Regions from separate parts of the Homo sapiens genome. Here region 2 is linked to region 1. A link is a loop called in an ENCODE intact Hi-C map of the cell type or tissue named here. Cell type or tissue: A673. All regions are shown on one strand. Each heading gives the region's core, and the rest is flanking DNA. Links, peaks and the distances in the headings are about the cores only.

What was found. Hi-C counts contacts between places; a loop is a spot of excess contacts. Peaks named below come from ENCODE experiments on the same cell type or tissue, not always from the same donor. Only the 100,000 strongest peaks of a DNase experiment are listed, where the experiment ranks them.
Region 2: it touches region 1 in a loop (16-fold over the local background); 2 of 110 quality-filtered maps call a loop at or near these places.

What each region holds. Positions count from the first base shown.
Region 1 is chr18:10,054,679-10,070,790 of GRCh38, reverse strand. No RefSeq gene overlaps it. Among named protein-coding and RNA genes, the nearest start is that of VAPA, 150 kb to the right of the region's middle. RefSeq lists enhancers at 1,116-1,615, 1,616-2,117. In A673, for the core only: no CTCF peak of the experiment used is centred there; a DNase peak (open chromatin) is centred at 8,010; H3K27ac peaks cover 2,500 bases.
Region 2 is chr18:10,449,304-10,465,415 of GRCh38, reverse strand. It overlaps APCDD1 (APC down-regulated 1), which reads right to left and starts at 10,781. Exons shown (of 5, transcript NM_153000.5): 1 at 10,377-10,781. The coding sequence starts at 10,434. In A673, for the core only: no CTCF peak of the experiment used is centred there; DNase peaks (open chromatin) are centred at 2,605, 3,245, 4,255 and 4,605; H3K4me3 peaks cover 622 bases; H3K27ac peaks cover 2,445 bases.

The sequences.
Region 1 (16,112 bases), core at 6,924-9,423:
TAATTTATTCAGTGATTCAGTAAACATTTATGGAGAGCCTACTGCAAGCAGGCAATGTGAAAAAGGTTTGTGGATTTGCAACAACTTTGAATTATTCATAAGGCAGCTTCCTTGCCTGGTATGAATAACTGAATTGACCACATTTGGACCTTTGCAAAGGTCAGCACTCACATGATCCGTTTACACTGCAGATCCCTCCAGGGGAGGGCTGTGGCTGGTAACAAAGTGACCAGCCCTGCTTCGCAGGTGGATGGAGGTCGGTACTAGAGATGACCCACCTCTACAAACAAGGGTCAGGAGACCTGCAGTTGTTGTTGTCATGCATTCAGGGCCCCATGCCCTGTCGCTGTCCCAGCAGGGGAGTCTCAGGAAGACAATTGCCAAGCATGATGCATGCCAGGCTCCCTCAGCAAGGCCAGCAAGGATGTTCTTCTTGGGGCAAATGTGGTGGACCTTCAGTTCCAACCCCACCAGAGCTCTTGGCTTCCACAGTTCAGAGCCAGGCAGCACCTTCAGAGCATCATCTCCTCTCCAGACCGACTGACATGCAAAAATCTGAAATGATCCCAACAACAACTGATGGAGTGTTCGCTTTTCAAAAAGACCTGGCATTCACTAGCAAGCATCTTCAAATAGCAGGCTTTCTTTCAATGTGGGTCCATCATTTAGTACCGATTCAGACTTTTTTTTTAAGACCGAGTCTCGCTCTGTCTCTCAGGCTGGAGTGCAGTGGTGTCATCTCGGCTCACTGCAACCTCCACCTCCCGGGTTCAAGCGACTCTCCTGCCTCAGCCTCCCAAGTAGCTGGGACTACAGGTGCACACCACCACGCCCAGCTAATTTTTTTGTATTTTTAGTAGAGACGGGGTTTCACCATCTTGTCCAGGCTGGTCTCAAACTCCTGACCTCAAACAATCCACCCGCCTCGGCCTCCCAAAGTCCTGGGATTTGATTCAGACTTTTAAAACTGAAAGAGGCCTTGCAGTCCAAACTTTTTACTTTAAAACAAGAAAAACAGGCCCCAAAGAGGCAGTGGGCCTTGCCCAGGATCACAGCCAGTTGGTGCCAGCAGGACTAGAACTCAGAACCTCTGAGCACTGCCCTCTCCCATGTCTCCACCCTGCCTCCTACAGCAATGCTCACAGAGCACAGCTTATAAAAGGATAAGCACATGCACCAGGTGTAGCACATCCCGAGCTATGGCCAATATACCCATCACTTCACACAGCACGAGGATGCTGGCTGAGAGCTGAAGAGCGGGGTTCTTATCCAATTCTACAGTGCAAACTGTGTGATCTCAGGTAAGTTGTTCAGCTTCTCTGGATCTCATTTCCCTCATATGTGAAATGAGCCTTGACCAACTGGCATTTAAAGCCCTTCCCATCTCCGGTATCCATGACTAAATGTAGGAAGCCATGCGGGGTTAGCCACATGCCAGGAGCGCAGCAGAAATGTGGAAGGGCTTGGCCTGAGAGATGCTGCTCTGATGTGTGTGATGCAAGGCGCGAGGCTGGAGTGGGGTCTGCGGAGCTGGAGTACAGGAGCACTGGCAGGTGAGGAAACGCCGCTTCCCAATCTCCGGAGGCTCGCTGTGAGAGGCGGGGAGCTGGCAAGGTAGGCGGATCGGACGAATCGAATCTTGCAGAAAGCAAGGCCCACCCATGCCTCTCACCCCTCCCACTCCACAGAAATCACCGTCCCCATGGCTCCTGCAAATGGGACACTGCAAGTCCTCTCCAGTCACCACTACCCGCTGTTAGCAATGCCTTCCATCCTAGCCAAGGGGGAATGAGGAGGGTGACTGTGTTCTGGGCCATTGCACTTATTTATTTATTTTTTTTACCTGAGGCAAAAGGCAAGGAGAGCAGAGAGCTGCCTGGAGTCCAGCGGGCCTCACCTCTGCTTTCCCGGAAACACCATCCTCACTCCTTACCCCTCCTCATAACGGAGAGAGCACTGGATATGCCAGGAGGGCTCTGTGCTTGACCTTCACCTCCACCTCAGGAGAAAGAGAAGATAGATATGATTCCCATTTTATAAATAAGAAAACAGACGCTCTGCAAAGTGACCTTGCAGTCCTGCACGCCATCACAGGACACAGTCAGGAAGGCAGCATAGGCTGCCCTGTGAGAAGACAGTGTGAGGTATAGAGGGGGCTTCCACAAATGGCAGAGGACCCTAGCAAGAAGGATGGTAGGAAGACACTCTGTGCCCGGCACTGTGCACAGTGCACAATGAGAAAACCCAGAGACGCTGACAACTCAGTGAGAAAAGCATGTCCAAGACTCGCAAGGCTGACAGAGAAAGGAATGAAGCCCTAGTTGGCTGAAGTTTCACCAAGGGCCAGTCAGTTCAGAGACGCTCAGGAAGGGAGACAGCCGGTGAGGGTTCTGCGGCTGCACTTGTCATCTCACTCACCATCATAACACCATTTGCTTGGCAAAAATAGGTGTGTTAAATCTCAAGATGATAATAAATGTTGTCCAAAGACAGGAAAAAGGAGCCAAACCCCAGATGTTTTCATTCTGCGGGGCAATATTATGGTTTCCACTTTCACATTTGCCCTCTGTGCAGAAAAACAGAGCAGGGAAGGGGTGCAGACAGGACTTCTCACTCTCATTTCTTTCCAGCCACTATTGTGGCTTTTATCCTCTGTGGTAGACTTGAAATTCCACCGGCACAGGTGGTTACTCTGATCTCTCCCAGCAAGAGTTTAGCACATAAAAAGGAAACCAACTCTGAAAAGCAGCAAAACTCTCGAGTTAAGAACCAAAATATTTAGAAAGGCAACCTCTCAAAAAATGTTTTAAGCATATTCAACACATGGAAATTCCCATGCCAAGAACAAAGGTGCTCAGCCCAGTGAGAACACAGAGATTAGCAGGGAACGGGAAGAGGGCCGGTGCTCAGGAGGGAAACATCTCTGAGACACTCCTGTGCCCGCCTAGTGGAGTCACCAGGGGCTCGGGCATGCTTAGGCCTTCGTTGTGTCCTAACGACACCCAGAATCGAGGTTTCCCTGTGCAATGTGACGGTGTAGCTCTGAGCATAAGCACAGGCCTGCCGCACAGGTCACATTTGGAGGAACCCCGGGAAGGAGCCCCCTCCCAGGGGAGCTGGGTAAGGGCGGGAGGCACCAGTTTGCAGGTTATCTGGCCCTGTCCCATTATTTCACTGAGAAGGGAGTGATTAGCCAGAGATCACCTTGGAGCTTGGTGACAGAGCGGGGACCAGAACTCAGAGCTTTGCACTCCTGGTCCAGAGATGCATCTGCAACTGTCAGCAGAAAAGCCGATGCTCTGCCGCTCCCGCTGCAGACCTGGGAGGTTTTCCTTTGTATCCCCACCATTTCCTCCGCAGATGCCCCCTGGCTTCTGTTCTCTCCTGTCTCCACCTGCTCTGCCTCATGTCCGTGGCCTGGGGACAGCTATTTCTGTGGCCTGTGCTAGGCAGGGTGGGTGTGATATGGGTTGGAGGAGGTATGTAGGGAGCTTTAAAGGAAGAGAGGGGCTGTGAGGCTCCTGGGTCTGGTTGATTCCATGGCGTTTGGGCAACTGCAGGTCAGGCAGTTCCCCACTTAGGGCTGTCCCCAGTGGGCTGTCCCTTCCTGCACAAGGTAATCACTCCCAGAAATGCCGTGTCTCTCCCAGGACATCCAGGCTCTGAAGGGGGCCGCCTGTGTGCTCCCTTCCTCAGGGACTCCAGGTGAGCGGTTTGCCCCATGGACACACAGCCTGGGCCTGGCAGAGGCAGCCTGCAGGTGGACCAGCTGGGGTGTGGGCTGTGGAGGCCGCACCTCCCACTTGGATTGTCTCACTCAGTAACTCATGAAGGCAGGATTTTAACTTTTTTTTAGTATTCACTGGATTCTAACAAAAACTAGGGAGGAATGACAGTTTTATCAGCATGCAGCTGGAATGTCTGATTGTCAGTTTTAAAAGTCAACACCTATTTACGAGGTGAGGTTTAACCTCTATGGAATTTGTACAGCGTATGGATTTGTAATTCTTGATCTTCAGAAAATACGAATGTCTGTGTGACTTTAGACTACACGGACAGATGCCGTCTTTTTGATCATCTGGACATCCATTTAGACAAACTTGAGTGAGTGACTGAGTGAATAAAGTATTCCCAGTTCTGTTTATTTTAATCCACTCTAATCTTAACTTTTTAGATGATGTTACATAAAATCATCTCAAATCATGTCAAAATGAAATTAACTTCAAATCTAATTTTAAAAGTAAATGTGATAGAACTTTTTATTGGTAGCAATCCGCAAAATCAACCATGTTCATGGAATATGTATGTTCATGTCTAACTGCGTACTCTCATCTTTGAGGCTACTTGGTTGAAATTTGGGACCACATCTTTACGTCTACAAACTACTCAGAGGTGTGGAAAATAAGAATGAGCCACCGCCTAATGAGTGAACTTCCTTGAGCATCTTCTGGGTAAGACAGGACTTTCCAAATGACATCCAGTGACGCTTCCATTCTGAAAAGCACTTCCTGCTGCCTGCTGTGGTCATAGGAATCTTTCCTCAGCAGTCTGGCTCTGGAGACAGAGTTCCATGGGATATCAGTATGTTTTACTTAAAAAAATATTTTAAAAATACGAAAAGTTCTACAGACAAATACGTTCAGAGAATGCTTGATTTAACAAAGGATATCAGCTTTGTTTACATAAATTGACATACTACCTGGTCAACTCCCATCCCCTCACGATGTAACTTCCAAGAACCTCTGGGTAAACTGAGTTACAGCTCATCTGGCTACAGCTTGGCTGACGGCAGAGCCTCAGATTATCCAAAGCAGTCTTTCCTATGCCAAGGGAGAGGTTGGCTTTGGAATGCAACCTGAGACACACAGATATCTGAAACCTCCGGGGCATGATCATTCTCTCTTCCTTTTCCTCCTCCTCCTTCTCTCTCCCTGTCTTTTCACCCCAATCACGAATCCCAACAGCCTGCCCCCTTGGCCTCCCTCTTAGCAACTGAGCATCTAAGTAAACAGTGTGGTTGCAGCAACTGCAGAAAAACCAAAAACTAGGTCCTCCATGCACAGAAGGGAATGGTCATCTTTCCTTTTTTCTGGAAATAGAACAATGAAGCATAGATTTAATCTTGGTTGTAGAGGTTAAGAAATTAAAAGAAAGTTAATTTGCTCACATCAACTTTTAGTCAGGGATTATTGCTCTATGAAGAGGGTGAGAGTGTGCATGTGTGTGTGTGCGTGTGTGTGTGTGTGTGTTAATGCAAACTGCATTAAGATGATTCCAAGCATTCTAATAAAAACTGACAAGACCACTTGGCTTAATGCAAACTACATTAAGATGATTCCAAGCATTCTAATAAAAACTGACAAGACCACTTGGCTAGCTTGGTGTCTCCCAACTTCCCACTGCCTGGCTATCTTAGTCCAACTGTGTTGCTAGAAAGGAATACCCGAGGCTGGGTAATTTACAGAGAAAAGAGGTTTATTTGGCTCACAGTTCTGCAGGCTGTACAGGAAGCATGGCACCAGCATCTGCTTCTGGTGAGGCCTCAGGAAGCTTCCACTCATGGTGGAAGACAAAGGGGAGCTGGCCTGTGGGGATCACATGAGGAAAGAGGGAGCAAGAGAGGGGTGGGTAGGGGGTAGGTTCATTGTAACAAGCAGCTCTCGCGCTGTGAGAAAGGCATGAAGACATTCATGCCTTGGGGGATCCACTCCCACAACCCAAACACCTCCCCCAGGTCCACCTCCAACATCAAGGATCAGATCTCAGTATGAGGTTTTAGGGATCAAAGATTCAAACTACAGCACTGGCATTCCATCCAGCACCTATGTCCATCTGAGGCTGAATAATCCAGCTGTCATGTGGGTTAACTCCCCAAGCCCCTTGTGTGGCCCTCTTCCTAGTCTACAGGTGCTAGACTCTGGAGCAGTGCCCATGATGCAGAAGTGCAGCCCCCAGCCCCAGGTGTTTGCCCCTGCATCTGGCATCTGAGCAGGAGAGGAATCTGGGGTAGGAGGCCTGGTAACCTGGTTTGGAGGTCAATCTGTTCCCGGGGTTTCTCTCTGGCACACAAGTCTGACATATCAGACCCTCCTCTGGACACGGTGGACAGTTTTTCCATTTGCACTGTTGGTTTTCTTCCCCTTTTTGTGTGCAAAATGATAGGCTATCATTTCAGAGCCTGCCAGTGCAGGATGGGGCGGGCTTTCTTGAAGCACTTTATCTGTTTCTATTGTGGGCCTCCCTGGCTCTCACCCTCTGCCCTTTGCTTAGTGCCAAGCACCCCAGGAAGACCAACCCAGGGCTTCACAGAATGGGTCAGCACCTTGATGCCAGAGCTCTAAGAATGACTTCATGCTTTGGAAGACAGCCACCGAATGGGAAAACCAAAAATGACAGATGACACTTCAGGAGCTGGTCTCGCCAAGGCCTGTGCAGCTTCCTGCCATGTGCTCAACTCACTGGCTTGCCTGCCATTCTGAGGAAGGGGCACTGAGCAACAGCTGCTGCAATTGCCTGGCATTTCCCCGCCGACCCCCCATCATTCATTCACTCATGTATTCATCCGCTCAACACAAAACATCCTGTAGATGTTTCCGTATAGCAGATCATAGAGGGACAGACAGTGGGTAGGTGAGGAGGAAGGGTGATGCTGGAGGAATACTAAAAATTTTAGAATAGGAAAAAAATGCTCTCCCTCCCCTTGCCCCCCACCCCCCAAGAGCATTAGGACAAATACCTAATGCATGTGGGGCCTAAAACCTGGATGACAGGTTGGTAGGTGCAGCAAACCACCATGGCACATGTATACCTACGTAACAAACCTGCACATTCTGCACATGTATCCCAGAACTTAAAGTAAAATAAAAAAAATTTTTTAAAGAATAGAAAAAAATGAATGCAGTCCACTCCCACAAACAAGAAAGCATTTTAAGAGCAGTACAACATAAAGATATACCAATAAGAACACTGTTACAACAACAACAAAAATATAGAAGGCAAAAAATCTAAACTTCCCACAGTAAGGGATTGGTTGAATGAGACACAGTAAGCACGTGTGCGCCGTGCATCCGAGAAAATGAACGAGTATAGTTCAGTGTGCAACGACAGGCAAAGATCCCAAAGGAGCATCAGGAAGCAGAACGACAGATGGGCACTGAAATCAGCCCATTCTTCTTTAACAAAAACAAATATAGATTCAAGTCTACGCTTTCAAATGCAATGAAAATTTCTGGAAGGATAAATAAGAAACAGTTCACAATCTTTAAATAATTGAAAGGAAAAAAAAAAAACTGTTGACCTGGAAATCTACACCCAGAAAAAAAAAATCTCTCAACAATGAACGCAAAATAAAAACTTTTTCGGACATACAAAAGCTGAAGGAATTCACCTCCAGCAGAGCCGCACTACAAAAAATGTTTAAGGAAATTCTTTAGGCAGAAGGAAAATTATACTAGGTGGAAATCTAGATCTACACAAAGAAATGAAGAGCACCCAAAATTGAAAAATAATCTCGATACCATTTTGTAAAAATTTTTCCTACAGAAACTCACACTTTGCTCTCCTTTTCTCCTCCTATATCCCAAGGTAAGATGGTTGATGCCAAACTTTAAAGAATTTCATAAAAATGTTAATCAGTGTTAATATTATTGAATATCACAAATCTAACACTCGTAGCTCATAGCAGTTACTCATTAAATGTAGGAGGAAGGATGGAAGGAAAAACAGAGGGAGAGAGAGAGGAGGGAAAGAGGAAAGAAGAAAGAGAAGAGGAAGACAGGAAGCAGAGAAGGAAGGGAGAGAGGGAGGGAGGTAGGAAGGAAGGAAGGAAGGAAGGAAGGAAGGAAGGAAGGAAGGAAGGAAGGCAGGCAGGCAGGCAGGCAGGCAGGCAGGCAGGCAGGCAATTTTTATTTCTCGCCTGTTGCTGCATCATTTGCCCTTCCCTTGCATAAACCGCTGCCTCCCTGCTCCCCTCTGAAGAGTGCTCATCCAGCCGTCATCTCCTGGGACCATGTGAGAAAATAAGAATGAGGCTTTACATTCTGGCTTTCCAAGGCTGTGGCCTCCATTCTAAGGACTTACAGGATATTGAACCAACCACCCCCAAAAGGGAGCACTTTGTTCAATAACTGCAAGACCAAACAGCAAGTCTCTAAAGCCACAGAAGCATTTCTACACCCTGCACAGGGCTTACACCCTGCACTGGGTTTGCAGTGTTGACAGGCTCAGTGCATTCCTCCGGGGCTTCTTTGAAATTAAATCATGTGTAGCATATTTACATTCTGCTCCCAGATCTTACCGCAGGCCAAAGAACCCTGATCTAGCCTGACTGTAATGAGCCCTCATTAATACCCTGCATCCTCAGGGGTGACACAGGGTCCCGGGAATGTGCCCTTCACTGGGCTGAGCCTGCACATTGTCAAGACAGCCCAATAATCTCATGACAAATTAGTCCAAATGATTACCTAGTACTGTGTAAAAAATATTCTGGCAGCGTTTTCTTCACTTGTTACCGGTCAACATGCTCTGTGGATCTTAGGTTTTATCTTCATGATGCAAAAAGCACCCAAGACTGTAGTCAGCTCAGTCAAACAATTGTCCATATTGGTGTAGATTAAAAATAACCCTTGCCAGAACTTTTCACACTTCAAGTTGCTGTGGTGAACAGATACTGATACAAAGTACTGATTCAACACAGATATTGATACAAAGTACAGTATCAGTACAGATACTGATACAGATACAGATGCTGATACAAAGATGGATGTCTAGAGGGATATAGATACAGATACAAAGACGGTGTCTAGAGAGTCTTAAAGAACGATCTTTTGTCTCAGCTGGAGTGAGTCCTGTCCCCACTGGTGGCATAAGACCCACTCTGACATTACTGGGAGCAGGTTATTAGAAGCCAGGTCATCATAGGTCTTGTGTATGCTTGTGGCTGGGGAGGGACCTCAGCAGGACAGAAGGGGCCCATGGAGCTGACCTTCCTCAGGCCAAAATAAACAGGCTCTCTGTGGTCATTATTTTAATTAGATAATTTAATCGGTCTTGACATGCTTTCTATACACAGGCAAGAGCACGCCCAAACTGCTGCTGGGTCTGTGATATGGGAAAAGGTCTGATTTTTCCAGTGACTCCTGGATATAAAAATAAAGAAAAGGGGAGGAAGAGCTGTATTAATTCTTTTCCCTTCATGCAGTATCACTGAATTTTTTCCAGAGGTATAACGAAGAAAACAATCCTCCGAACCAATTTTTTCAAGGAAGTTATTCATTTTTCCTAATCTTCCTAAAACACCATGATTGCAGAAGACCCTTTGTCCCACAGATGCCCCTGTGTGAAGGCTGGTCTCCATTAACTAGTTCAGCCCCAGTCTACGCTTTCTAGGGGGAGGGAGCAGGGAGAGGGGGAAAAGGGCAGAGAGAAGAGAGGGGAAGTGAGGAGGAGGGAGCACAAAGTCATGATGCTTTAGTGTTTAGAAAAACATAATTAATTAAAAAAAACATTTGAACAAGTTTCTGCTTCTTTTCCAAAGCAACATAATACTCCTTTAGGCAAAGGGATTAAAGAAATGCAGGGTCCATGTTGAAATTATTTTCCAGGAAGACTTTGTTTCTGCTCATCCAAAATTTTCTTCTTTCCTGGAGGGTGGGCTCTAGATTTGGCTTCCCCAGAGGCAGTTCTGGGACATTTTGTAGGCCTGGCTGCCTCTCCCCTAGGGTGCTCCCAGACGCTCCCCAAAGGAGACACGCTGGTCACCAGCTTAACACTTCCTTCTTACTCTGGAAGCATGAGCAACTCAATTTTTCTTTACCCAGGCAACCAGAGCCCTGGACTCGCATTTGCTTTCTTCCTGCTATAAACTCTAAAATCCCTGTACAAAATAAAGTCACCCCTACAAATCTGTGTCAGTAATTCCCTCCTGATTCCTTCCCTCAGGGCAGCTCCCTGCAAACGAATGGCATCTCCATGGAACAGGCTGTCCTCTTACAAAAAGACAGGCCCCAGCAAACCAGAAGAGATTATGGACAACCCCAAAGACACAGGTCTGGGAGAGAAAGAAGCAAGTCTCCTGTCTTTCTGTTCCTGGTTAAGACCCACTGCCCTGCCCAGCTGCTGACACTGCAGCAAGCAGCCCTAACCAGGCTGACGACACCCACCTCATGAGGACAGTTAGATGCGGGGATTAAACTACAGACTATGACACTTGGCACTCAGTCGGCGGCGGGCTTCGTCCTGTGCTGGTCCTTGCTATTGCTATTGTGGGTTTCACATTCATGTACTCTTCTCAACTAAGAAACATCCATGAAATCTCCTCCCATCTCATTTGCCTGCTGAAAGCCGACCCAAACAGAATTATAACAAAGAGGGTGTTGTTCCCCTGTAAGGCACTCTCTAGAATTTGGCTTGGAAAAGTAAATTCAATGTAGTGACATCTTCATCATTTAAAAAAATCTATTCTTTTCTTCTTTAATCACATTATACCAGGATTTTGAGGTTCCATCAGCCCATTTGGAAATGAGGAAATGGGGACAATGTGGCTTCGTCCTTGCAAGTGGCTTTAACAGAGACAGCGAGGCTCCTACGTGCAAGCCTCAGAAGCTCGCTGCCCACTGAATTCTGCTGCTTTCCCAAGAAGTTTAGTATCTCGAGGGAAACATCTGGGGGCGCGTCTGGGGGAGGTGAAGACAGCATCCAGAAAGCCCAGCCCCACACTTCAAAGCCGACTTCCCAATTCTGAAACGAAGGAAGTTTCATTCTTTCCCACATGTCTCTGCCTTGCTAAATATAAATCCATCTCGGTTTACATTATGCTGCCTCTAATTGAATCTCATTCTTCGTTTGTTTAATTCAGAAACAATAAGCCATCCTGAGTGGCTCGCTGGGAAGCTTGCCACCGCGGCCAGCCTCAGTTCCCAGCAAGCCTCCCGAGGGGACGAAGGGACGAGGGGACATGGCCGGCCCTGCCCACAGGGGCTCGCTGCACATCACAGGGGCACATCTGGGTTTAAAAGGTAAAGACACAAGGACGGTCCAGTTGTAGGAAACCCATCCACATAATTCCCACACTAAGGAGTCAAAGAGAAAGCTTAATACCCAGTAGGTGCTGAAGGGGGCTGAAGAGCATTAACCCTTCATTCTTCCTTGGTTTTAACCAAAACGTCCTAAGTAAAACAGGAGCCCATGGTACTTCTTCAGCATGACAAAATTCATCCCTCAGATCTAAAGCCAACATTAACTTACCATCCATGGTGGAATTTCAGAGACACTTGATGGAAGGTCAGAAGCAAGATAAAGCTGTTGCTATCACCCCTGTTATTTATTATACTAAAAAATATGAAAAGGGAAAGAAGGGGGGGAGTACAGGAAAACTGTCATTATTTGTAGATGATATGATTATATACCAGGAAACCCAGGAGAATCTACTGAAAACAAATAGAATTAGAATTTGGTAGGAATCTGGCTATAAATTCATATCTAAAAATGTCACTAACTCTCAGAAGTCTTAGTTTATAGTTCAGTATAGTTTTCTTTCATTCATTTGGCAAATACTAAGCACCTACTATGTGCCAGGTGGCATTTCCGGATGCTCAATATACAGCAGAGAAGAAAGACTGCAGGCCAAGTGAGGGATTCAGAGACAGGGGAGGAACTGCAGATTTTGTAGGAATAACAGAGAAGTCCTTTCTGAAGATCTGACTTTATATGAAGTCCTGGTGAAGCGGGGACACCAGGCAGATAGAGAAGGACATCAGGGCTGCTAGGTGGGCTTGGGAAACAGCCTGGGGGAAGGACAGGGCATCATCCAGAGATGAGGCCAGAGGTCACTGGGGATCCTTCAGGTTTGGGAGGCCACCAGGATGGCTGAGGCTTTTACTCTTGAGAGGGTGTTCAGCACAGGAAGCATATCTGATGTTCCCTCATCAAAACAGAGCAGGATACAGTGAGACACCACCTCACAACATTAGGACGGCTACTATCCAAAAAAAAGAAAGAAAATATCAAGTGGTGGTGAGGATTGCTTTTGTTGCAATTGCTTTTAGTGTCTTCATCACGAAACCTTTGCCTGAGGAAAGGATTGTAAGCTGTCCTTACAGTGCTATGAATCACTCCGGTTTGTGAGCTTTTGGCTCCATGATTGCAATGTTTAACTGCTCTGTAGACAGGAGCCAGGCCATGCCCTTAACTAAAGGTGGAAGCTCAGGTGAGACCCAATACCTTCCAGGGCCACCACCTCTGAGGTCACTGCTGGTTCAGATCATTGCAACATCTTCCAAATCAAAGCCAAGCCCGGAGTTTCTGTGACTCTGGGTTTTCCATCTGATGTGGTTTTTGAAAATACAACTAATCCTTAAAGAGCAACTCTTGTTTCAAACCACAGCTCAAGGCTATTTTCCAGGAAGGAGAACAAGCCCTGCTCTGAACTTCCTCCTCCCTCTTTCATCTTAATGACCAGTTAACTTAATTCACCACCCAACTGAGCCTTGGTGGAAGGACAGAGGAAATGGAAAGTCCTCAGAGAAAGACCTGCCTTATAGAACTGTCCATGTCACCCACCTTCCCTCCCCCTTGCAGTGGTCCTGAGCCACAAGCTGTGAGCTGTCTCATCCTAGATGCATCTCAGGCCAGGCTCAGGCCTCACTGCTCCCCTGAGAATGTTCTTGCCCATTCCAGCTCTGGACTTCTAAATTCTATGAAGGTAGGAGTAGCCGTTTCCAGTAAAAGGAGGAAATAAAAGCAATATTGGCTGATGGCCAGGGAACAGCTGAGAATGATCACTTTGAATCTTCACATTTCTCTGTCTTCAGATATTTGCTCTAAAAAGACATATTTCCCCCATAAAGTGGTTCCACGCCATTTCTCACAGCACATGTGATGATTAATCAGACAACAATTCTCAATTTAAAGCCTTTTTGCACAGTCACAGGAAGTGACTTTTCCAAATGTTCTATTTGTATGCAGTGTAGCTTATAAAAGAGTTTAGAAATGCCACCCCAAAATACACCACTCTGATGGCATATTGAAATCACTCTTGGCGATTTCTTCAAACCGAGGGTACTTGGGGAATAGCAAATGCAGGAAGGGGCTTTCTCTGAGCTCCTCCTTTCTACCCAAAGACAGATCTTCCAAAGGAACTCAGATGTCATGAACCCCTCCCCAGGCATCCACCAGGCAAGAGGGAACTGAAAGCACAGCAGAGGAAACTGGAGGTTCATGCCAGCCAGCCAGACTTTGCCACAGACAAAGAGTTAAAGTCATTTACCCTTCCCTAAGTTGTCTCCATTCTCCTTCCCTGTCCCCTACGAAGAGCATATATAAGCTTCTAGATCTCACTAAAGGGAAAGTTTTCCCTCCCTTACACTTACAAATGCAAAGCATTGTCCAAAGTTAGCAGCCTAGTTGAAGCCACACCTAATCCTGCTGCACCAGCCAGCCTGAGCATTCTGCAGTCTCTTCATCAAGTGCCATGAGAGTTGAGTGAGCCCGAGAAGGTGGCAGGAGGTGTGGGGCGTAGGTGCCACTCAGAACTCAGAGACCTCCACCCACACAGTCCACCAATGCTGTCATCCAAAATGAGTGGTGTATGATGGTGTGGCTACCATGTACTAAGCAATTGAAACGTGCACTGCATTGCATGAGGCCCTTCAAGATAGCACATTTTATCCTTACAACAACTCTATGATGTGGATCCTTCTGTTTTTCAGATAATCCCTGAATGCTGCACATAGGATGCTGGTTGTGACACTATGGCGTGGCAGGCATCCCACCTGGATCCCTGAATTGTGTCACTCCTGAGGCCTAGGTATCTCTGGCCCCAGAGAGAACAGGCTGATGGAGTAGGCCTATCTAAGCCTAAGTTGCCCAGGAAACAAGAGAAAACTCATCCTAAAGAACAAAAGACCAACGTAAACATCTATGGCTAAAAGAAATGGGTCAGACTCACGAGGGAAGATGACTGTGTGCACTAAGGACACTACCAAGAGCCTGCCATGCTTGCTGGCCCCGGGCTCAGGCCCTGCTGATGCGCACCTGGGGGAGGAAACAAACAACTGTGGAGCCGCTCTCCCAAGATGCCCTTAGGCCACAAGCATGGCCACGGTGCGTCCATGGACTGGCTCTGCGGGGCAGCATGCTGACGGTTCCCTGATGGCCACAGATGGGGCATGACAGCAACGTCAACACATCCATGGCCCTGAGCAGCAGGCGCTGTTAGGCATCGATGGCCTGTCCCAGACCAGGATGACATGGAAGAGAAAAGGCTCAGAATTCATTCAAAATCTTTGAGGCCAAGGGCCTGGACCATCTATTTGAGATGCCCAGATGCTTTTCTGAGCATTTTCTTTCACTTGCCTCATTTCACTGAGGCAAGACGGCTGGACAGTGGGCTGCAGCAGACGAAGTACACCAGCCTCAAAGGTGTTCGGTGTCACCTGCCTCCCAGAGACAGGGTCTTAGAGTTCGCTCTGTTCACCCAAGGAGTCCTTCCATGGCCCTTGTGGGCAAGTTCCCCAATAACTTGATTTTTTTTTCTACTTACATTTCACTGTCACTCCCAGCAAAACTCAGTCCAGCTCGGTTCTCCAGGCTGCACACGTGGTCGCGGTGGCCCCCAAGCTTCTCTGAGGCTCAATAGTAGCATTTCTCTGTTAGGCTTAGCCAACTAGGTAAGCTTTTAGTTTGAACAAAATTACTCACTCATTTCTTTTTGTGTAGCCTTAGGGGTACAAATAGTTTTGGGCTACATGGATTAATTGTATACTGGTGAGGTCTGCACCTATCACCTGAGTAGTATATATCGTATACAGTATGTAGTTTTTCAACCCTCACCCCACTTTCCTCTCCCCAGTTCTGAGTCTCCAGTGTCCATTGTACCATTCTGTTTGTCTTTATGTTCGCATAGCTTAGCTCCCACTTATAAGTGAGAACATGTAGTATTTGGTTTTCCATTCCTGAGTTACTTCACTTAGACTAATGGCCTCCGGTTCCATCCAAGTTGCTGCAAAAGACATTATTCTATTCTTTTTTACTGCACGTCTCTTTAGACAATGCCTTCCAAATTTCTCTTCAACATACAGCTTTGTTTTTCTTATGATTATAAAGATAACACATTCAAACAACACAGAAAAGAAGAAAAAGGAAAGTCAAGATCACCTAAAATCCCATTTGCTCATCGTGAAATGTACAAATTGTGCAATACCAAACCACTATTTCTGGTGTCTGCTGCAATGATGGGCCCAAGGGGGCAGGTGTGATTTTGTCCTGCTCTGCTAGCTCATCTCTGTGGAGCGAACACATATGGGCTGCATGTCCATGGGATGGGGATCAGGCAGCCGCGAGGAGCCGTGGGGACTTCACCGCACTGGCTGTGCTGCTGTATGTGCTTTGACTTAGAATTGAGGCTTGTGCCTGCAGACCTTCTTTAGGCACATAGAATAAACAAGTAGCAAAGGGAAGGTATTATTGTTGTGTGACCCTGACCGGCCTAATTCCCGGAGCCTGCTTCCTCCCCTGTGTCATTTCCCGTCCTCCCCTCGTATCTACCTCTGCCCAGTCATGATTGACTTTTGACAGAGATCACTCAGCTCCTGACAAACTTTCACTGAGACAGAATTGGCTTAGTATCTCCTAAACCAAAGAGATTTTGCAGGAACAGCAGGATGTCAACGCTAAGAAGTGGTAGTCCAGGCAGGGAAGCTGAGGGACGTGAATCCCAGGGCAAGCAAACCTAGCAGGAAATCACCCCTGACGAGGACCAGCGGGCTCAGGCTCAGGATCCCAGTCAGCACAGTGATGGGGTCCCAGGAGCAGTCAAATGAAGCAAGGCTTCAGTGTGGCCTGTGAATTCTGTGTACTCTCCTAGAGAGTATGCTTTTGCACACATGACTTCAGCCACAGTTCCCACAGAGCCAGCGCCGGATGAATGGAAGGCAGGGCGGGTGGGCTAGTGGAAGGGAGGGGCATCCTGAAGCTTGGAAGGAGGTAGAGTCACCGCTGGTGATGCGGGGAGAGGCCTGGCCCTGCCAGCACCTCTGTGTGCTATGGCCCTCTCGAAGTAAATGGGAAGATGGTGGAGCTCCTGGATTAAAAGGCACATAGTCCTAGAGGAGACC
Region 2 (16,112 bases), core at 2,284-4,783, 400 kb before region 1:
TGAGTGAGGGAAGAAAAAAACCAAGCATGCTGACTCAGATGTGTACTCTCTTGATGTTCAAAATCAGCCTATTTGCAATGAATCTCCAGATGAGTCCCAAGGATGGACATAAAGGTGATGTGGGGACAGTATGAGCATCTGTGTTCTGGTTCACACAGGCAAAGGGAATGTCACCCCTCATGGCTGCTGCCTGGAGGCCAACGGAGACTGGGGCCCCCACTGATTGTGAGATGCACACGGCCTGCAGAGATCTTAAAGTACGAAAAAGATGGGTATCTTGCAGTCACTAAAACACAGTATTAGCGCAGTGACCTTAAACAAATCACTTAACTCTCCAAGCCTCTGTCTACTCGTCAGTTATGAAGGGATAAAAACATCACCCACTTCTTAAGGTTGGTTTCAGTTTAGCACCCTGCCTTTCATTCCATGTTGGTTGGTATTATTTCAAATAATGATACGGCTCTCAGACCACCCTCAAAAAGTCCCCTCTAACTAACAGAACAGTTAAAATCATGGTAAAGTCACATGGAGGAGCCAGGCTCACTCTGAGCTCTGAGGAGGACAAAGTATAAGGACATAGGGCCTCCAGGCAAAGTTAAATGATGACCCTCAATGTAGAAGAGAGTGAGGCCCAAAGTGCCAAGCTCTGCAGTTGCTGCTAAGTTCTACTCAGTTTAACAAATACCTATCAAGGAGGCTGGGCACAGTGGCTCATGCCTGTAATCCCAACACCCTGGGAGGCTGAGGTGGAAGGACAGCTTGAAGCTAGGAGTTTGAGACCAGCATGGGCAAGGTAACAAGACCCCATCTCTACAAGAAAATAAAAATAGCCAGGCACAGTGGCACATGCCTGTAGTCCCAGCTACTCAGGAGGCTGAGGCGGGAGGATCACATGAGCCCAGAAGTTCAAGGCTGCAGTGAGCTATGATCGCACCACTGCACTCCAGCCTGGGTGACAGAGTGAGACCCTGTCTCTAAAATAAACAAATAAAACACTATAAACCTTTATTTGCTATACTTTAGGAGCCAGAAACATAAAGACTAACAAAGATGTTTTTGTGTGTGTGTGTCTGTGTGTGTGTGTGTGTGTGTGTGTGTGTGTGTTTACTTTGAAGCTTTTAAGGTCTCACTGGCCTGGATGTCAAAGAACAAGGGTCAAAATGATGAAGGAGGTTCTGGGAAGGAAGTTAGGGAGTTCAAAGGCAGAGAGAGAGGGAGTGGTGGTTAGCATTTGTATGGGTCATTCATAAGACTAGAGTCACACGGGAAAGGAGGCCTACAGTTACGTTTTTAACCAGTGATGGAAGAAATACAATCTAAGAACCTCCAATATGCAAATCATTGGAAAGCAGGAAAAAAAAGACATTAAATAGCCCAGGGTTTCTAAAGATCAATATCCATTTTGCTATTGCTCACATTTGACAATGAGCACAGCTCGGAAACCCAGCGAGGCTGGCAGTGCAGCCAGGGCACCCATGTGAGCGGCCAGATGGAGAACCCCAAGGCTGGCACAGCTCCCCAAGAACACAGTGATTTCAGGCTCACACTCTAGGGTGATATTCTATTTCTAAGATGGAAAAATGGGGTTGGTATTTATTCCATTTTTATCTTTTCCCTTCAAAGTACCCAACATCTTCATTACTCTTAAGGAGCAAAATTAAATGGGTCAAGTGAAAGAAGTTGCAGTAAGGCAGGAGAAACTGACTCTTAGGGCTTCAGTTCACCACTGCAAGTGGTATCCAGTATTTACTTGGCTCATCTGATGTGGCAAATGTGGATGACTTTCCTGTGAGTACTACTTCTGTTAAATGGCTGGGAATTAAAAAGTCATTTGAAGCACCAATTTCAGCTGCAGCAGAGGCCAAGCATAAAAGTTAGACCGGTAAACCCCAAAGCTTCCTTCTCAAGAATCAGTCATGGTGTGCCCTCCAGGGACACTTGTCTCAGATTTCTGGTCAACTAAGGAGCTCCTGTGTTTGTTGCATCGCCTGAAGTAAGTCAATTCCAAATTCGGGACTAGAACTAGCGAATCATTCATTCATCCAATCAGTAAGGCTCTGAAGGGCCAGGCACTGTTCTGGACATAGCATCTACAAACATTTTGCCCCAGGGAGTCTCGGTTGGGCAAGAAACTGTAGGGTTGTAGAGGACTCTAGACAGAGGGGGCAGGGTCTGAATTCTTCCTTGAGGGCTCATGGAGAGGCATCTCTGTCTTGAATATGGAACAGAAGTGGTCTAGGTGGAGTGTGCTTGAGCACACTCAAGCATGGGGGGCAGGAGTGAGAGATTCGCATAGGAGGCTCTAAGAGAAGGGGGCACGGGGTGACCTAGGACAAGGGGCAGAGGGAGGCAGGGCCACAGTTGAGAGCACCACACATCTGTTAACGCAGAGTGGGGACTTCACTGGAAAGGTGAAGGGGGGGCCACCAAAAGATTTTCTGCAATGTCGTGGTATGGTAAGAATTTTATTTTGGAAAAATCACTTTTCTGGTTTTTTTGGAGGGACATGGGGGACAGATTGAAAGCAGGAAGATCGATGATAAGGCTACTGCAATGGTTCAGTCTTGTATGATTTATTGACTGGATAAATGAGAAAGATAAAAGAAGGGAACAGCTCCCAACAAACTACAGTAAATCTTTTGTGTAGTGTTGGAGAGGCAATGACCATCTCTTGCATCTTGTGGGGGAAAGAATTACCAAAAAGTTATATTAAAAAAGGAAGGAAGGAGGGAAGGAAGGAAGGAAGGAAGGAAGGAAGGAAGGAAGGAAGGAGGGAGGGAAGGAAGGAGGGAAGGAAGGAAGGAAGGAAGGAAGGAAGGAAGGAGGGAGGGAAGGAAGGAAGGAAGGAAGGGAGGGTCACAGGAAGGAAGGAAGGGAGGAAGGGAGGGTCACAGGAAGGAAGGAAGGAAGGAAGGAAGGAAGGGAGGGTCACAGGAAGGAAGGAAGGAGGGAGGGAGGGAGGGAGGAAAGGAGAGAGGGAGCAAGGGGGAAAGGAAGGAAGGAAGGAAAGAAGACAGGAAGGAAGGAAGGAAGCAAGTAATTTAGCAGTACATCTGCATCTGAAAAGGAACTTTTGTAAAATATATATACAGCCTCCTTTAATACATTTTAAATTGCATAAATCAATCATCCCAGTGTTTAGCAATGCAAAGTTCAAGGACCGCACTAATAATAACCATTCCCGTGTGAGTACACCTATTATTTATAATAATAAATGTGCTTATTATATATAATGCTAAGTTTTTAAGCCCCCCCCACTTAATTGGATTACTTGTGTAATTGGAAGTGTTGGTTAATCACAATATTCAGTTGTTGAAACTTCTGCCATTGTATGCCAAGTGCAGTTTGACCTTATGATCTTTCTTTGACGATTCAGGTTCTTAGAAGTGCCTTAAGGCACTACCGTGCCTGTAGAATGGGGCTGTGGATAGAAAGGTATTGGAATGAACACGTAACAACACTGTGTAGACTACGGAGTTTTTTCCTCTTATTTTACAGATAAAACAAGAGTTAGAAACCATATACTATATGTGAGAGTACACACACAAATAATGTCAACATTTTGATTAGTTGAAGATTCTAGATGTTAATTAAGGGGACTAGGGAATGGAGTTCCCATTCACTAAGATTTTGTTGCGAGTGAATCTGCAAAAAAGAGTTATCTGAAAGGATTAAACAAATATTAAGAAAATGGCTGTGAGTTTTTGGTCTTCAAAGTGGTTTTGGGTAAGTCATCTAATATATGCCTTTCTTTTTCCTCTATAAATTAAACATAATGATCATGATGATAATGACTAATGTTTGCATTACACTCGACAATTCACTTTATGTATATATCATCTCATTTGATCAAATGCTAGCTACTATACAGGTACAGAGGCACTCTTGATTGAGAATGTGTAAAGTCAGTCCATGGTACTGTCTAAACTTGAAGCTCTCCAGGGACTGTTCCCAGTCCAGAGGAATTCTGAATAACGTTATCCAAATGATTCCACCATAAAATGGTCTCAAACATTGGGGGTCCAATGGTCTGGGCCCTGATAAAATTATTATGGCAAAGGGAGTAGTTTCTTCCAAATGAATGTCAGAGAATAAAGTAGATTCTGGAAGGAATGGTTCATCTGTTAGAAACAAATTAAGCCCTGTGTGCTTTAGGACATAATTTTATAGACAACCATATCCAGAGCACTAAATGAGATCCTGGAGCTCTGGAGGGCTCGGTGGTATGTAAGTGTGTGCACCTGCGTGTGTGCACTAGTGATTTACTCCCAAGGAATACATTACCCCATGATAGTAATCCTAAATGACTGCACAATGATTGTAAACTACAATCATAATCACCATAGGCTACCAGAGAGTGAAAATTCCCAAAGATATCACATTTTAAAAACAGAGTTACCTAAATGAAAGGAAGCACAGGGTTGACCATTGACATGGAGGTTTATGCCCTAAATAAAAGGCCTGTGTGTCAGGTTAACTGTTCACATCCCCTGAATTCACCAGATCATGCACATAGAAAGCAGTCCTTGGCATAGTTTCCAAAGGGAACACACACAGTACTTCTGCTAGAGCCATCCACAGCAGATCTCATTCCTAAACCCATGGTGTGCTAAGGAAGCACGCCAGTGTACCCGGAAACCAAACAGAGCCTTTGTAGACAGTGAGAGAAGAAAAAGGGTGGGGTGCCTGCTGGACTTTTGCAAGTCAATATTCATTCATTCAACAAATGGTTGAGTGCCTACTATGTGCTCAGGTATCTCTTAGGCTTGAATCATTGCGACATATACAGGAAAAAGTGAAATAGGACAGTATACTCCATGTACAAGTCCTTGATTTTTCAATAAAGTTTTTTTTGCTTGTTTGTTTTTTGTTTTTTTTTTTTTGAGACAGAGTCTTGCTCTGTCACCCAGACTGGAGGGCAGTGGCACGATCTCGGCTCACTGCAACCTCCGCCTCCTGGGTTCAAGCGATATTCCTGCCTCACCCTCCCGAGAAGCTGGAATTACAGGCATGCGCCACCACACCCAGGTGATATTTTTGCATTTATTTTTTAGTAGAGACGGGGTTTCGCCGCGTTGGCCAGGCTGGTCTCCAACTCCTGACCGCAGGTGATCTGCCCGCCTTGGCCTCCCAAAGGAGGCCCTTGGCCTGGGATTACAGGCGTGAGCCACCGTGCCCGTCCTCAACAAAGTTTTAACAATCTGAATTATCTAGATGAATATATTCCACGGTTTTTCACCTGCCGATCTATATTGACTGAGAAATCAAAAGTTCTGATCTATTTTACACATAATAAAATGTAAAATTATTTGGGAAGGAAACGATAATTTTCAAGCACACGTGGGGCTAAACTAATCTTTGATCAGGTTAATCTCTATACATGTACTCTAAGGCTTAAGGGAAAAAACCTGAACTTGAAAAGGACTAAGTATAATGTCAAAATATCAACCATTATGGAGAGCTTAAAATGATTCTTTTCTGTTCATTTTGCAAGTTTCTGTACTTTATATAATGTGCCCTGTATACTTTAATAATCAGACTGAGAAAAGTGTTCTCGTTAGAATTGTTGTGATACATAAAATGTGACTGATTAGATTAAGTGCAAGTAATTACTTAGCCATGAAATTGCCTGCCCAATTAAATAAGCAGTCATTACTGTAAATGTGTGCTTTGAAGTGGGTGCTGGTAGATAAACTCCAGCACAGGTTTCCATTTTTTTGAAATAAAAGCATGTATGTATTGCAGACTGTACTGAATTTTACCACCATTGTGGTACTTCTGCTTATCAAGTTCTTGTTTTTATTACCATTTTTTTTGCAGTAAGCTTGCTGCTTTTGCCCATCTTAAAATCTTCATATCTAAAAGTCGTCTCTCTTTATGAGCAATATAATAAGGTCAAGTTTTCAAATTCCTGGCTCCACTTGACTTTAGTTGAAAACAAGTTACTTTTCTGTGCCACTTTATAGTGCCATAGTCCTCAGGGTGGACACTGGAGCTGAACCAGAGGTTGCAAAGTTTGCATGTTGGATCTGCAGCTGACTAGCCACATCCACCCTCTTCAACACAGTTGTGGTCTGTGTGTGTGTGTGTGTGTGTGTGCACGCTTGTGGGATTCCCAGCAGGGAAAATAGTGCAATCAACTGCAGTGTGCCATCCACTCAGCTCTGGGGCTCTACAATCAGTATTTCTTCCCTTCTCTCACCTAGATATTCTTCAAGAATCCTCAAGGAAGGGAGAATGCTACCTTTCGGCCAGTGGACCTGGCAAGTGGTGGCACTTGGCACATAGTAGGCCCTCATAGATGAACTTTCTGAATAAATGGTTAGCTGAATGAATGAAACCGGAAAACCCTTGCAGAACAGAATATCCTTAATAATTTTAGGATGATACCATATCCTTTCTCCAACCTTGAGATGTACATACCTATCACATGACTTTCCACAATAATTTTATTCCCAAACTGGAGAGGACTAAGCAATGGCCTATGTACACAAAACCAACCCATTAAGAACTCATACGTCCAGGATGGTAGCGGATTTTTTCCTGGTTTTCCCTGCGATCACTTCAACTCCAGGGGAAGAGTCTACTGAAGACATGCCTTGCTGTGTATCTTTCAACCGATGTAGACAATCACTAACACATCATCTTCTATTTCTGGTCTGAAATGTTTTATGCCTCCCTTTGATTGATTATATTGTCATCAGTCTGTCCCTAAATAGTAGTATGTAATTACACAGACATATCACCCACCTATATTTAGTTCTTTTCTCATTTAAGGGGAAAAAGAATGAACTCAGCTAGTATAAAAGAATGAAATTGGCTTGTCAATCTCTTTAACAGAGGATATTTAACATCTGTCTGAGACCCTTGCCCCTGTTGGGTACAGGTGAGTCATGCTTCTTTTCAAGACTTCATTTTCTTTTTATGACTAAGAGGAGGGAAAAAAGTGCAGGAAAGAATGTTTTCTTGGTCACAAAAACTGTCCTTAGTAAAATAGTTTTTCAAAGATTTCTATTTTACCCTGTATAAACGTTTCCTCACATTATGTCGGTTAAACTCTCATTTGGTAATCTGCAAAGTTTTTAAAAGTCTTGACAGAATAAGCTTTAATGAAAGGAGAGAGCTGAAAGAGCCTTCACCTCTCAGAAAAGTCAACGAATTCTACAAAAGTAAACAGGGTGTGGGAATAGAACATCTCTCCCAACATCAGCTCCAAAACTCAAAATCAAATGTTTCCATTAGCAAAGAGAATCAGGCACTCCACTGCGGCATTACAGTCACACTTATTCTGGATACCTCATGCTAATCTGTGTTTTGGAGCTGAATGGTTTCTAGAATTTGACATCTGAAACTTTTGTGGCTTTTATCTAAGCAAAGAAAACAGTGATAATGGACATCTTCCAGCTGCATACCTTCATGACATTAAATAGGCTTTATTTGGATTAAGTACTGCAATTGTTTTCAGAATTTGAAGAGGAGGAAAGTAAAACTGACATGTATACTTTTATGCCATCAAATTTTGAACTTGGGTCTCGCACCACATTTGCAGTCTTAAATAAACAACAGGCTCAAGTCTTGCCAGAGCCTCATTTACTCACTGATAGGATTTAGGGGTGATTTATAAGTTGCAATGAATTGAAATAGAAGTAGCCACAAAACCGAACAAAGACTGGATGCCAAACATAATGGTTATCTACTGCATCCTCACACAGGATGCACTTCTTGCACTTCTTAACCTGACTTGGTGGTGTAACAAATAAATCTCTAAATGATGTGTGAAACTAAATTTATTAAAGTTTATCACAGGAACATCCAACACCATAGAACAAATGCTTTTATCTACTAAGTTGACCCATAAATAGACAAATGGTATCCTATGGTTAGCAAAATAAAATGCCTATTTATCAGGAAAAAAAATCACTAATTCCTTAGAAGATTTCAAGAATTGCCTTCAGATTTATAACTTCTATTTAAATATATGATCACACTCCATCTGTTACTACAGAATTCTTAAATGCCTGCAAAGCGCCTATCAGTTGAGTACGACATATTCAGCAAACCATTCCCTTGGTTAGGTTGAGTAATACCCATTTGCTGTTAAAAGTACTTCAATCAAGTAGATGTCATGGGGGAAAGGGGAAAGGAAGAATATCCCATTCTTTTCTGGTGCTTTACATTATCCTTGCTAATTATGGCAAACCTTTCTTAAATCCTGAGGATTTATAACTTGAACAATGATTTCCTCTGTTTATTTTCTGCACTAGAGTCTGATACTCTCTGCTGGATCTAAGTAGACCTTTGAGCAACATTAGTTTTAATAATTGTGCCATTGCAGATTCTTTCTGAAATTGGATAACTTTTTATCGGTTTATCCATGTAACCCAACTCAACTTTGCAAACCTCCCTTTTTATCTTATCTTCATATATACATATGCACATATGTGTACACACAAATGCATACACACATACCAGCACGCACACGGTCTGTCTCCACTGTGCTCCCATTTATAGCTCAGACTGCCCTTCCCAGTTATTTCCTTGCTCCCCAATCCCCCTCCCAACACCATGGGGTCTGGGGAGCCCTCCTCCCTCAGATCCCCGGAGTTATGGAAGATTCCAGACTCAAATTCTCAAACTCAGGAGATTTGGAGCTCCTGTCTTCATTGAGGATATACTTGGGCTCTTGTTACCTGTCAGCCATTACTACCCCAGCTTGGACTGCTAAATAGGAAGTATAATTACAACCCCTACCTCTCAAAATAGGGAGAACATGTTCAGAGTTACCTTGTGTACAAGGTTGCATCTCTGAGGATCACTTTTGTAGTTTAAAAGGCAATGATTTTACCCCAAAAAATGCTGTTCATGCCAACTTTTTAAGTAATTTTTTAAATTTTAAAATCATTTGACCATACTATCTTTTTTCTTCACAGATATTACAACAATTTTTTTAAGGGGGACAATGTTTCCTGTTTCATCTCTCTCTTTTGTTTCTTGTGTGTGTGGCAGCTGCTGTTTGATCTGTTCATTGGCTCTGATTTGTTTCATGTTTCAGCCAAAGATTAAAACTGCTCTGTAATTCTAAGCAGATGGGCCTAGGAGTCCAACCCTATAATTATACCTTCTCTCTTTTTGCCCTCTGCAAGCCTTCCATCCCGACTGTTAAAATTCTGGGATCACTGGGGCTCTGAGTACACCTTGGCAACTGGACAGGTCTGGCCCAGCCAGACAAGTTCACAAAGCCTGTGGAGCTATGCGAGCCATCCACCTGGGGCAGGACTACAAAGAAAACAGCATCCCGGTGGCTTGTGGGTTAACAATTCTTCCCTTTCCTTGATCCTCCGGAGGGAAGGTCCTCAGCCTGACTTTCAGTCCTGGCTACCATGCATTCTGAAGCCGGAGCCCGCTACAGGTTTGGGGTGGCTGTGGTGGGTGTTGAGGAAGGAGAGCCGTGAAGTCATGCTGTTGAAACGTCAGGTGTCTGACCATTAGGGACAGTTTGCTCAGGACATCCACATCAACACGACGTGATCTGCCACGGCTTGTCAGGATTATGAACCCGACGCGCCATAAAACCTGCCTTGTCCACCCCAAAGAAATTCTGTCTTGGTGTTTTCAGCGCAATTTCTGGAACCCGCTGAAAGGGCTGATGTTCTCTAGCTAAAGGTTTACTAGAACCCCTGGGGAAAAGTGGCACTGGAAGCCCAGGAAATGGGACGTCAAGTTGGGGTGCACATTGGGAGACTGGTAATAATGATTAAATCTTGGCTAATAGGGGTCCCCTGTTTCTTAAAATTACACCCAGAGAACGCAACAGTCCACTTGGGAGAAAACCCCACAACCCCGCCTCAATCGCGAGGCAAAGTGCAGGCAGACAACAAACACTAGTTTTCAGAAGGCAGACAGACGTGTCTTTCCCAAATGATCAGTTTCTCTTTCCACTCTCCTAAACGCTTGGAACACATCAAGAGCCTGCTGCATTCTGGCATTTTGGAAAAAGGCTCGCAGAGCCGGCGATTTCATGGCAGTGTACAGTTGGAAAATCCAGCAGAGCGGACGAAAGTTTCCCTCGGACTGGATGCAACGGATTCTGGACATAAAAGGTGTCTGCGTGGGAGAGCTTCCACCCTTCCAAAAAGAACAGTCCCGCAGCAAAGAGCTCCGGGCGCCCTGGGGGAGAGCGGTCCCAAGCCTCGGAAAGTGGGCAGAGCCCCCTCTCCCAGGGCTGAGACGGCAGGCGCGGGGCTCCCCTCGGACCCGCCCCGCCAAGGGGACAGTGTAGGCCGTGCCGCGATCCAGACCCGACGCCTCCGCGGGCTCCGCGGCGCCCGGGCTGCCTCCGCCGGCTGGGAGCGCTCGAGTGGCCCTCGGGAACTCACCGTGAAGCAGGAGGGCCGGGAACAGGTATCTGAGCAGGAGGCGGCGCGGCCAGGACATTTCCAGTCCTGCTCTGGGGCCTCCCGCACGCCGCGCTCCGATTTGGTGCCCGGGCAACTGGGCGCGCGCTCTGCCCTCCGCCTCCGGCCGGGTGCGGCCGGGCCAGGCCGGGGCTTCAGGCGGCTGCCGCGCGCCCCATGCCCGGCGGGCTAGGCGCGGGGCTGCGGGGCGCGCGCTCTCTGGGCGCCGTCGGGCGGCTGTGGGCGCCCCGGCCCGGTCCGCGTCCCGGCCTCTCTGCCGCCCGCCCCGACTTCTCCGCGCCCGGCCCCGCGTCCCGCCCCGGCCGCCGCGTGCGCCGCTCTGAGCTGCAGTGGCCGCCACCGCCACCGCAGCTGCAGCGTCTCTTCATATTTCCAGCGCGCCGCCGGCCGGGCAGCCTGGCCGCGGCACGGAGGAGGGGCCCTGGAGGGGGCGGTCGGGGGAGGCGACGCCGAGCCACCGCCCCCGGGCAGCCGCCGCCGGGGGGGAGCGCGGAGACTTGAAAGGGCGCGTCGGGCAACGCCTCCCCTCCTCCCACTCCGGGCGCCCCTCCTCCCCCCGCTCCCCTCCCGCTTCCCTCCTTCCCCTCTCTCGCCTACCCCTCCTCTTCCAGCTTCCTACCCCTTCCATCCTCCCCTCCTCCTCTCCTCCCTCCAGGCCCCTCTGCCTCCCTCTGGCTCTGCGCACCCCTTTCTCTCCTCCCCGTCCCCCATTCCGGGCGCGCTTCCTCCTTGGAGGGGGTGGGAGCCTTTGGCCCCGCACCCCGCCCGCAAGGAAAGAGAATGCGCGGGTCACCCTTCCGCCTCCGCCCACTCCCCTGGGGAAAGGTGTTCAAAGGGGGTGCGGGCGGCGAGGCTGGAGGCCTGGCGTGGGATCCAAGCAAAGCGGCCTGCTGAGCCGGGGTGTGTGCCAGCGCGCAGCCATGGGAGAGAGGGGAGACCAAAGAGAGAGTCCTGGAGGGTTGCTGGGGGTGAGGATGCGTCAGTGCTGGGCCCCCTCGTGGGTGCGGTGCAGGTCTTCACTACAAATCGCCTACCCCGGCCCAGTGCCTGGCTCCTCTGGGGAGCACGGAGAACCTTGTCATAGGCCCCAACCTGGGAAGGGCACGGTGTAGGAGGCAGGAGCCCGTTCACTTTTTCCTCCCCCTTCCACTAGGCAAATGACTTGTTGAAACGGGAGAAATCTCCGAGAAACGCTCCCTGTCAGTCTAAGAACGTGCACTTAGGCCCCTTCGCCGAGTCCTCTTCTCTTCCAGAGCAAATTGAATCACCACAATCAAAGCTGATTTTATTTGTGTTCGCGGTCTTGTGGGGGAGGGGGGACTACATGGGCGTTTGAGACCCAAAGGCAGGAAGAGTTTCCCCTGGGGTCCTTCGTTCTCCAATGCGGGTACAAGGCAGTGGCCATCTGATTTACCTGGAAGGTCCCTCCTCTGCCAAGGGCCTGCTTGAGCCCTTCCCCTCTTCCAGCAGTTTTCCCCCTCCTAAGGTTAATGTCACCTCTTCTCCACACTAGGATAAAGAGCAGACAGGAGACCCAGTGGAGTCTAGAGAACATTTCTTGACGCAACCGTTAGTGTTTTTCATTTAAAAAAAAGATTAAAATAAATGCCTGATTTCCCAAGAGAATTCTCTGCCCCTTTGAACAATGCAATAATTCAACTCCTTATGTGTTAGACTTTCAAAAGTAGTTGGATCTTAGCAACGGTATAATAGTAAAATAGATGAGAATACATTTGACAGTTTCCACTTTTCTTTTTTTTTTTTTAACCTGAGAAATCCATGGGTGTTTTGATGTGATAGTGCTGACGCTGTTTGATGTGTCTTAATTTTTATCACCATCATTATCATCTTTCCATCATTAATACAGAGGATCATAAGATGTACCAGCTGCTCAGCTCACACGGATGTTGTGAAGATTAATGTGCTCCTGTTTGCAAATCTTGAAGATGAAAGAATACCTGTGTGGGCAAAAAGAAGATCATGAAAACGATGCCTATGAGCGCAGGCATTATTTTGTGTTAGTCTTGCTCTGCCACATCTTTCTGAGCCTGACTTTGTACCTGATCGTTCTCTCATCCCAGTTGCTAGGCTTGGGTAGCAGACTATGATTTGTAAGATTTGAATGTTTGCCAAGGGCCAATCAAATTTTCATTTTAAACCAAGAATTTGACTTCTTCACGAATGTTGGGCAGTTGGAAACGATGTAAACAGCATACTTGGTTGGTTATGCAGAACAAAAGCCTTGTCACCAAGAACACATATGAAGTGGTGTTTAGTTTTTCAATGTCTTTTAGTCATTTGATGCCTTTTAGTCCATCAAAGAATATTTGAAACAAGCAAATGGCTAAGAGAGTGTTAGGGGTGGTGCATTTTTGTATAAGCAAATAGGTTGACAGCAATGGAAAAATGTTTAGGTTATTCATCACATATTAGAAGAACAGTTAGGTCATGTATGTGCTTAATTTTTTGATTTTGTTATTAAAAAAAGGATAAAACCAACAGGTCAGCTGTAATTTGGTGTCATTTTGACAGTCAAGTTGCTTCAATTTTTGTTTTTCCAACTGGTTTTACTGGTGTGGTATAAACGTAGCCAGAATGAAGTCAGCAGTTTCAAATTTGTTTTGCCAGTTTATTTTCCCCATGTAGTGTCATAGATTTAAATACTCGACCCTCAACATAACATCCTGCCAGAGTTACTACTGCCTGAAAATGTCCCCGCAACGTCCAACAGTCGAGAAGATCTAGATTTGTCCGAGGATAAGTTCATTTTCTGCATTACTTTTCACTTCTGCTGTTAATGTACCTCTTTCTGGAGAAGAATAATGAAAGGAAAAGGAAGACATGTAAATTTGTCTTAGAGAGGTTATTTGTGGATATATGTTTAGAGTAATAGAACTGGGAAGCAAGCATTGCTAGGGAGGTAATAAGTGGCTGTTAAATCCAGCACAGAATCGGGACCCCTGAAATAAGCACAGGGAATTCCCCAAACCACTTACGAGAACCCAAGCCTCAAGCAGGAACATGTGGAGCCCAGGTCCTGGTGATAATGGGAGTGTCTTTGGCAGGGACAGCTGGACAGGATCCCCTTAAGAGCATCAACAAGTGTGTTAGAATATCTGGAGCTGTTCATAAATAACCCTGGCCATGCTGATGGAGAAGAGGAAACTCAAAGGAGCTAAGTTCCCAGCCACACAACACATCGCCTCTTGGAACGCCTGTGATTTGTTCAGTTACCAACTCACGAGGCCTGTCACGTGTCTACCAAGCGGTTTTTTTTCCACAAACGCAGTTGCCCTATGAGCTTCTATAATCGCCTGTCTTTGAGTCAGAACCAGTCCTTTGCTTTTCCCTAGGAACGCTCAATCATGAGTAAATTTCCTGGGATGTAGAGCTTGGGTGATCGCCTTAGCTTGATTTTCTTAGGAGGGTGTCTTGATTTTTAGTGAGTACAGAGTAGTAGAACGCTCTATTTCATTGTTGTCCTGGGAGGCACAAGGACCAATGCCCCTTAAAACCTGGGCTACAGTTTGGTTTTCTAACGCAGTCATTGTGAAAATTGGTATAAAGTTGGGCCATCATGCAAGTCATTTAGTCATTTGGAATTTCTGAGATTCTAGGCCTTTTGGTTCTAAGAAGGGCCAGGGTATTTAAAACATGGATTCTAGAACACAGTCAACTATGAGTATGGTCGAAAGCATTTGACTACCCTCTGAGTCCTCAGAGCCTACAAAATGTCACCAGGAATAGACTTTTCTTGAAACTTGTCAGATATCAGTTCCAAGCTTGTGAGGTTACATTAAATTCCCACAGACTGGAAGCATCCAAAGGCCAGGAGTGGTTGAGTCATCACCATTCCCCTTTTAGCACCTAAGCCAGTATTTCCAGTCTTTTGCCCACAGCAGGACTTTGAGAAATGGTAGATATAAAATTTCAAAAATCCTACACAGCTCCCTCAGAGGCAAAGACAACGAAATTATCCTGAGGGGCCCTTAGAAGGGGGCATATTTTGGAGTTATATTTTTTAAACACGTTAACTAGAACAAGCTCTATTTTGAAAATAAAATGCAGTTTAGATATATCCCTGAGCAACACAGCCTCTGAGGTTAAGAAATTAAATGTTACATTCCATTTTATACTCCTGGCGTTTATCAGAGAAAACAAATAAAATGTTTGTGAGCTTAGCAAGCATTCATTCATGTTTTGACCAACTGGTGAGTATCAGATACATATGTACAACCACCTGAAATTAGGAACAGGTATGTATGAAGGGGATTTGGCTTAATTGTTCATTTACCCTCTGTCACGAGTCTGTTTGGGGGACTGATGAGAAGACTATGGACCTTCCCACTGGAAGAAAATATGAGATGACCTCAGGGACAGGAGACACTCAAGGACCTCAATAGCATTTTTGTCTGTACCTTCATGTGACTTAGAGACGATTCTTCCTTTTAGTGCTGATTGCCTTCTATGTCTAACTGCTTTATCTGCGCAACTAAATTATTTGGCCCTTTGAAGGCAGGAAGAAAATCGGGTATTATGTGTGTGTCTCCTCCCCCAGCCCCTTCACAAGTCCTTCCATAATGGGCATTTGTTGGACTCGTAAATGAGGCAGGATAAGATCAGAGCATCAAAAAATAGTCTTTATGAGCCACCACCACCCTAAGCCACTTCGGCACCCAACTACAGAAACAGGAAGATACAAAAACTCTGGTATTCACTCCGAGCATACCCGAGGTTGTTATGGCACACATAGCAACACTCAAACAAATACAACAAATAAGAGGCAGCCTGGCACAATTGCTAAGGAGCCAGATTCTCTGGGCACAATCTCTCAGCTCTATGACCCTGGGCAAGTTACTTAATCTGGCTGTGCCCCAGTTTCCCCATCTATAACATGGGGATAATAGCAGCATATACCTGCACATAGTTAAGTGTTACATAAGTGCACCCTAAATAATAATTCACTGACAATAATGAGCTTAGACTAGACCATACATTCTCACCAATAGCAAAATTGCCCCCAAGGGAGCAAAAATTGGTTCTTAGAGGGGGAGGTGAAAAAACTTAGATATTACAATGATTTATAGCCCTCCAAAAAGGCAGTACTTAAACAGATGTAAAGTGTATCCATGGTACTTACAATCTAATGGGATGAGTAAAAAAAAAATGTTTAAAAAGCTTCCTTCAGGGGCAATAATAAAAAGGAAGTTCGAGAAACATTGTACAAGATGAAAAATTATAAGATTAGTCGTATTACAATTAGTCATGTATCAAACATTTTAATAACTTTGTTCCTTTAATTCACTATGTTTTGATTATATGAAACCAAATATGTTTTACTTCAACTGACCATCTGGGGTGGCAATCTACCATCTGATTACATCATTGTAACATTACATTCAGTGTTATCTTTCATTGAGATAATTCAGCTATTACTAGTCTCTCTTTGCAGATGGGAAAACTGAGGCCAAAGAGTGGTTTGCCTAAAAGTCACAACTTTAAAGGGGCAGAGTCACTGGGTTTTCTGGCTCTCAGTAAGGTGCTATTTGCAGCTCTAAGACTAGACAGAAAAAAAAAGTAGAAAGTAGAAAAATTGATTTAGATGTGTTTTGAGACATTCAAGCTAAAGGGGAAAGGTAGGAATGTTACATAGGCTATTTGGACATTTATTGCAGTTGGTATCTGGTACTATAGTTC